Linked DNA regions of Homo sapiens: region 2 is linked to region 1. Evidence: read pairs that join two places in POLR2A ChIA-PET (ENCODE). Cell type or tissue: MCF 10A. All regions are shown on one strand. Links, peaks and the distances in the headings refer to the core of each region. The heading gives the core; the rest is flanking DNA.

Evidence for each region. Peaks named below come from ENCODE experiments on the same cell type or tissue, not always from the same donor. Only the 100,000 strongest peaks of a DNase experiment are listed, where the experiment ranks them.
Region 2: POLR2A ChIA-PET joins it to region 1 with 5 read pairs; 2 of 35 experiments call an interaction of 5 or more read pairs at or near these places.

Annotation. Positions count from the first base shown.
Region 1 is chr7:43,646,815-43,649,621 of GRCh38, reverse strand. It overlaps COA1 (cytochrome c oxidase assembly factor 1), which reads left to right. Exons shown (of 6, transcript NM_018224.4): 2 at 970-1,022; 3 at 1,988-2,087. The coding sequence starts at 1,008. Among named protein-coding and RNA genes, the nearest start is that of STK17A, 65 kb to the right of the region's middle. RefSeq lists enhancers at 227-1,088, 1,358-1,652, 2,683-2,802, 1,951-2,807. In MCF 10A, for the core only: no CTCF peak of the experiment used is centred there; DNase peaks (open chromatin) are centred at 711 and 1,511.
Region 2 is chr7:43,877,936-43,880,742 of GRCh38, reverse strand. The region is part of intron 4 of URGCP-MRPS24 (URGCP-MRPS24 readthrough); the gene reads left to right. URGCP (upregulator of cell proliferation) reads left to right here. Exons shown (of 6, transcript NM_001077663.3): 6 at 1,483-2,807. Among named protein-coding and RNA genes, the nearest start is that of MRPS24, 9.8 kb to the right of the region's middle. In MCF 10A, for the core only: no CTCF peak of the experiment used is centred there; no DNase peak of the experiment used is centred there.

The DNA of each region.
Region 1 (2,807 bases), core at 293-2,792:
CCTCAGGACCAAGGAAAATTCCTTATATCTTGATACTGTTTTTATATTCTTACTGTCTGACCAGATCAGACCCTCAGTAACCGTTTGCTAAACAAAAGAAGGAATGAAGGTACAAATATGTATCCACCTTGTCTGGAAAAATAGCAGGAAAGGCATGCCTGCCAAGGACTTTTACACTGAACAGTAAGAATATATTTTAGCTCAGAGACACTGTTTGTTTTCACATTTCAATATTGCTTTAATTAGATATCTTAAAGCTCGTGTACCACAGTGGTTGAAAGAGCAGATGCTGGAGCCAGACTGCATGAATTTGAATCCCAGTTCTACCACTTATTCACTTATTAGTGCACCTTTGGGCATGTTACTTAACCTTTCTGTGCCTCAGTTTACTCATCTGCAAAATGAGCGTGATGATAATAGTTCCTACTTCAAAGGGTTGTGAGAATTAAATGAATTATATAAAGTGCTTAGAATAGTACAAGACACATAATAGTCAGAGACAGAAGTATTAGGTATTATCAATATTGTTAAAGTCCATGTATAAGTTTACTGTACTATTGTTTCTTTTTAACTCTGAAGTGCTGTTTTCACTCTGTCACGTACAGCTTTTATTGCTAGCATCTTGCTTCTGCAGGTCCAGCCTCCTGTTGATTGGCCCTGTGTTTGTGCTGTGGTCAAAGCACTTGCTGTCTGCGGTTCTCCCTTGTGCACACCGGTTCTTTGGTTGCTGTAACAAAAACTACATAGGACACAGACAGGAAACCCGCAGGCTTTGTTTTTTCTTCCTAATTTGGCAGCAGAAGGGGGAAAAACCAGGGCCTTTCACAGACAAGGCTTGTTTTAGAGTTTAATTTTAACTTCTTGTTCGTGTTCTAAAGCTTGGGTTGGTAATAAATCTTGGCTGTATGAGACTAGAGAGAACTGGGCTTTAAAAATATGATTTTAATGTAAAATCTTTTCTAATTGCAGGACAACTTGCCTTTGATGATTTTCAAGAGAGTTGTGCTATGATGTGGCAAAAGGTAATGGAATGTTCCAGGGCCAAGTTCCCCACTAGAACCTGCCAGGGTATTCTCGAGTTAGACAATAGAAGAAAGTCACTCCCTGAATAGTTATGGGCTTCTCCTGGTCTTTAGGGTTCACTTGTGCTTTAACTTCACAGGAGGGATGGGCATTTTCTGCATTGTTTCCCACTCTGTCTTTCTCTCGTGTCTCATGCTGGCGTTGGAAGCTGTAACACTCTGGGAACCTCTCCATAACCCAGTCTGGCTGCCTCACCCTGTTGAGCTCTCTTCAAATTAAGCAAGATCTGACTAATACATTCTTCAGAGATGCTCTGACCGTTTTCATTATGAGAACTAAATGACTTTTCCCAGATCACATTACTGTAATTAACTTTACACTCATTTTGATACTCTTACATATTATAAGAGTGGATGGATGGTATGCTGTATTTACCGAGCTGGCATCCCTCCATCTGTTCATTCAGCCTGAGTCATAACCAGAGTTTCCTCATCCCAAGGGTGGTGCATTTTTCAAAATATGAAAGGAGCCAGTGACAGCTCCAGCCCATTCGCAGGCTTACAGGACCAGCCATTGCCACAAAGGATAAGCTTCCTGTTTACCAGTTGGCCTGAGACAAAGTGGTTGTGCTTCCTGGCCATGCGGGGCTTGGCACACAGTCTGGGCTGTGTCTGTCAGGATGGTGGGCTGAATGCTCGCTCTGTGCTGGGCTGGCTGGGGGTGGCAGGGCCCCCACAGCATGGGTCCTGGACATGGGCCACTCTCGAGAGGGCACCCTCAGGAGGGCACTCAGTTTGGCTTCAGAACCAACCCTGGCATTTGGAAAGGAAGCAAATGAGGGAGGGCGGTCTGGCCTCCTTTCTGGCTTCCTTAATGCTTCTTTCCTTTAGGGGTCCAAGCCGGGCAAATCCCCTTGGCACAAAACTGGGAATCCTACAATAAATTTGTATCTTTTGTTTTTAAGTATGCAGGAAGCAGGCGGTCAATGCCTCTGGGAGCAAGGATCCTTTTCCACGGTGTGTTCTATGCCGGGGGCTTTGCCATTGTGTATTACCTCATTCAAAGTAAGTATCCTGCTAGCCGCCTGCGGCCTGACCTCCTCCTAGCCTGCTCCTGCTCCTCCATCAGAGGAAATACTTGAGATGCTTTGTTTAGATTAGAGAAAGGAGGAGAGGGTGATTTTAAAGGCTAGTCCACCATTTCGTTGGCTATAGCTTCCTCTGTATCCTGTAATCTCAGTTTTTCCAGGAGCAACGAGTACAAATAAAAGGACCAGGACTAATATGCATAAGAAGCCCAGCAAAGCACGATGGGCTTTCAGTCCAGTGCACACACAGGGGCTCCATCAAGATTCTGAGATTATATAAAGAAGGGACAGAGGGAAGGGGAATACCAGATGGTTCACAGGTGGGGAAAGCTGTGGCTGTGCGTCCAGCATTGTCAGACTTTTTTTGCACTTTCATTCTCTGCTGTTGATTTAATGGAGGAGGGACCATGAGCAAGGAACTCTGGCAGGGGCAGAAAATAAAAGCAGAGACCACGATGGCAAAATCCCGACAGATGCCGCTTCCAGCCCCACTGCACTCAAATTTGAATTTGTAAAGACAGGCCACAATTACTGTCAGCAGCCAGGACATTTAAGGTCATTTTAATGCTACTGGTGGCAAAGCGGCAGCAGTTTTTTCTAGACTGGCTTTTTTTAGGCTCCTTTATCCCCACCCAGCTTGGCTCGTCATCCACTCTGCAACATTTTCACTTCTTCCCAGGATGTGAGTGTCACCAGC
Region 2 (2,807 bases), core at 214-2,713, 230 kb before region 1:
AACATTTAAAGTGACTCAGCACGGTGCCTCACATCCAGCACTTTGGGAGGCTGAGGCAGGCAGATCATTTGAGCCAGAGAGTTCAAGACCAGCCTGAGCAATATGGCAAAATCCCGTCTCTACAAAACATACAAAAACTAGCCAAGTGTCTTGTGCACCTGTAGTCCCAGCTCCTCAGAAGCTGAGATGAGTGGATCTCTTGAGCCTAGGAGATCAAGGCTGCAATAAGCTGTGATCACACCACTGCCTTCCAGCCTGGGTGACAGAGTGAGACACTGCCTCAAACAACAACAAATTTTAAGACAACTAATTAATATGCAGCATGAACATTAGTAAGGTGCTGGGCCAAGACCTGGATGGTGAATGGAATCTTCAGAGGTAGCAATACTGTTTCAAGCATCTAGCTTATAAGATCTTATATTGTATAGGGTGATATTTGAGTATCTGCGCAAGTAAGTGCTCACTTACTAACAGTCTGCACTGAATATTTTAATACATTTAAAATTTAAAACTGCATTAAAGCCAGGCACCATGGCTCACACCTGTAATCCCAGCACTTTGAGAGGGCTAGACAGGTGGATTGCTTGAGTCTGGGTTCGAGACCAGCCTGGGCAACATGGCAAAAACCCATCTCTACAAAAAAATACAAGGATGAGCTGGGTGTGGTGGCACACACCAGTAGTTCCAGCTACTTGGGAGGCAGAGGTGGGAGGATCTCTTGAGCCCAGGAGGTTGAGGCTACAGTGAACTGAAATCATGCCACTGCACTACAGCCTGGGTAACAGAGTAAGACCCTGTCTAAAAAAAAAAGAAAGGGGAGAGGAAAAAAGAAAGAAAAAAAAGAAAACCTGCATTATTGATTTCAGGTTTGCAAAATGGTTGTTTAGCTATAATTGCTGACTCTTTATGCTTAGTGATTTCTTTCTAGTTCCTTTAAAATATTCTCTTATTTCTAGAGAGAAAAAAAACACAAAAAAACATTAACTAGAAAGCCAGAGAGTGATTCAGTGATTATGACTCCTGTGGGAACTTCCCGGTGACTCTGAGTAGCCCACGGAAGCAACACAGTGGGGAGGTGAGGCCTGCATTCAGCTTGTAGGAGTCATGTGCTGCTCACTGTAGCCAATTAATTTTGAGCTCAGTGTTAGATCTTACAGGTTTCTAGAAAGACCAGAAATATGGCTTTTGCAAGAACTCTTCCAGTTGTTAAATGTAGCTTATTTATTTCTGTTCTTTCTTTTGTTTAATGTCACATATATCTGTGGTTAGGTTGGTACCTATTGTACCTTGATGTCCGGGTTCCAGCCCTGCCTTGATCTCAGGTCAGCCTTGAGCACACCCTGAGCCTCCTGTGCCTGCACTCTGCTCTCTGAAGGGGGTCGTCACTCTCCCCATCCTGCTGGGCTCTCCTTCACCAGCTCTTCCCTGGCCCCTAGCTCAGAAACACAGGGTGAGCACTTATGTCTTCATTTCTTTCCACAGTGGAGAGAAGCAGGCTTCAAGAAATGCTGTCACTTTTGGGCCTAGAGACGTACCAGGTCCAGAAACTCAGCCTCCAGGACTCTCTGCAGATCAGTTTTGACAGTATGAAGAACTGGGCCCCTCAGGTTCCCAAAGACTTGCCCTGGAATTTCCTCAGGAAGTTGCAGGCCCTCAATGCTGATGCCAGGAATACCACTATGGTGCTGGACGTGCTCCCAGACGCCAGGCCTGTGGAGAAGGAGAGCCAGATGGAAGAGGAGATCATCTACTGGGACCCAGCTGATGACCTTGCTGCCGACATTTATTCCTTTTCTGAGCTGCCCACCCCTGATACGCCAGTGAACCCCTTAGACCTTCTCTGTGCCCTGCTGCTCTCCTCAGACAGTTTCCTGCAACAAGAAATAGCGTTGAAAATGGCCCTCTGCCAGTTTGCACTCCCACTCGTGTTGCCTGACTCGGAGAACCACTACCATACATTTCTGCTGTGGGCCATGCGGGGCATTGTGAGGACATGGTGGTCCCAGCCCCCAAGGGGCATGGGGAGCTTCCGGGAAGACAGCGTGGTCTTGTCCAGGGCGCCCGCCTTCGCCTTCGTGCGCATGGACGTCAGTAGCAACTCCAAGTCCCAGCTTCTCAACGCCGTCCTCAGCCCGGGCCACAGGCAGTGGGACTGCTTCTGGCATCGGGACCTCAACTTGGGCACCAATGCCCGGGAGATTTCGGATGGGTTGGTAGAAATTTCCTGGTTTTTTCCCAGCGGAAGGGAGGACTTGGACATTTTCCCAGAACCTGTGGCCTTTCTGAACCTGAGAGGTGACATCGGGTCTCACTGGCTGCAGTTTAAGCTCTTGACAGAAATCTCCTCCGCTGTGTTTATATTGACTGACAATATCAGTAAGAAGGAATACAAATTGCTGTACTCCATGAAGGAGTCAACCACAAAATACTACTTCATCCTGAGTCCCTACCGTGGGAAGCGCAACACAAACCTGAGATTTCTGAATAAGTTAATTCCTGTGCTGAAAATAGACCACTCACATGTCCTGGTAAAGGTCAGCAGCACTGACAGCGACAGCTTCGTGAAGAGGATCCGGGCCATCGTTGGGAATGTGCTGCGGGCACCCTGCAGGCGGGTATCTGTGGAGGACATGGCGCACGCAGCCCGCAAACTGGGCCTAAAGGTCGACGAGGACTGTGAGGAGTGTCAGAAAGCGAAAGACCGGATGGAGAGGATTACCAGGAAAATCAAAGACTCGGATGCCTACAGAAGGGACGAGCTGAGGCTGCAGGGGGACCCCTGGAGAAAGGCAGCCCAAGTGGAGAAG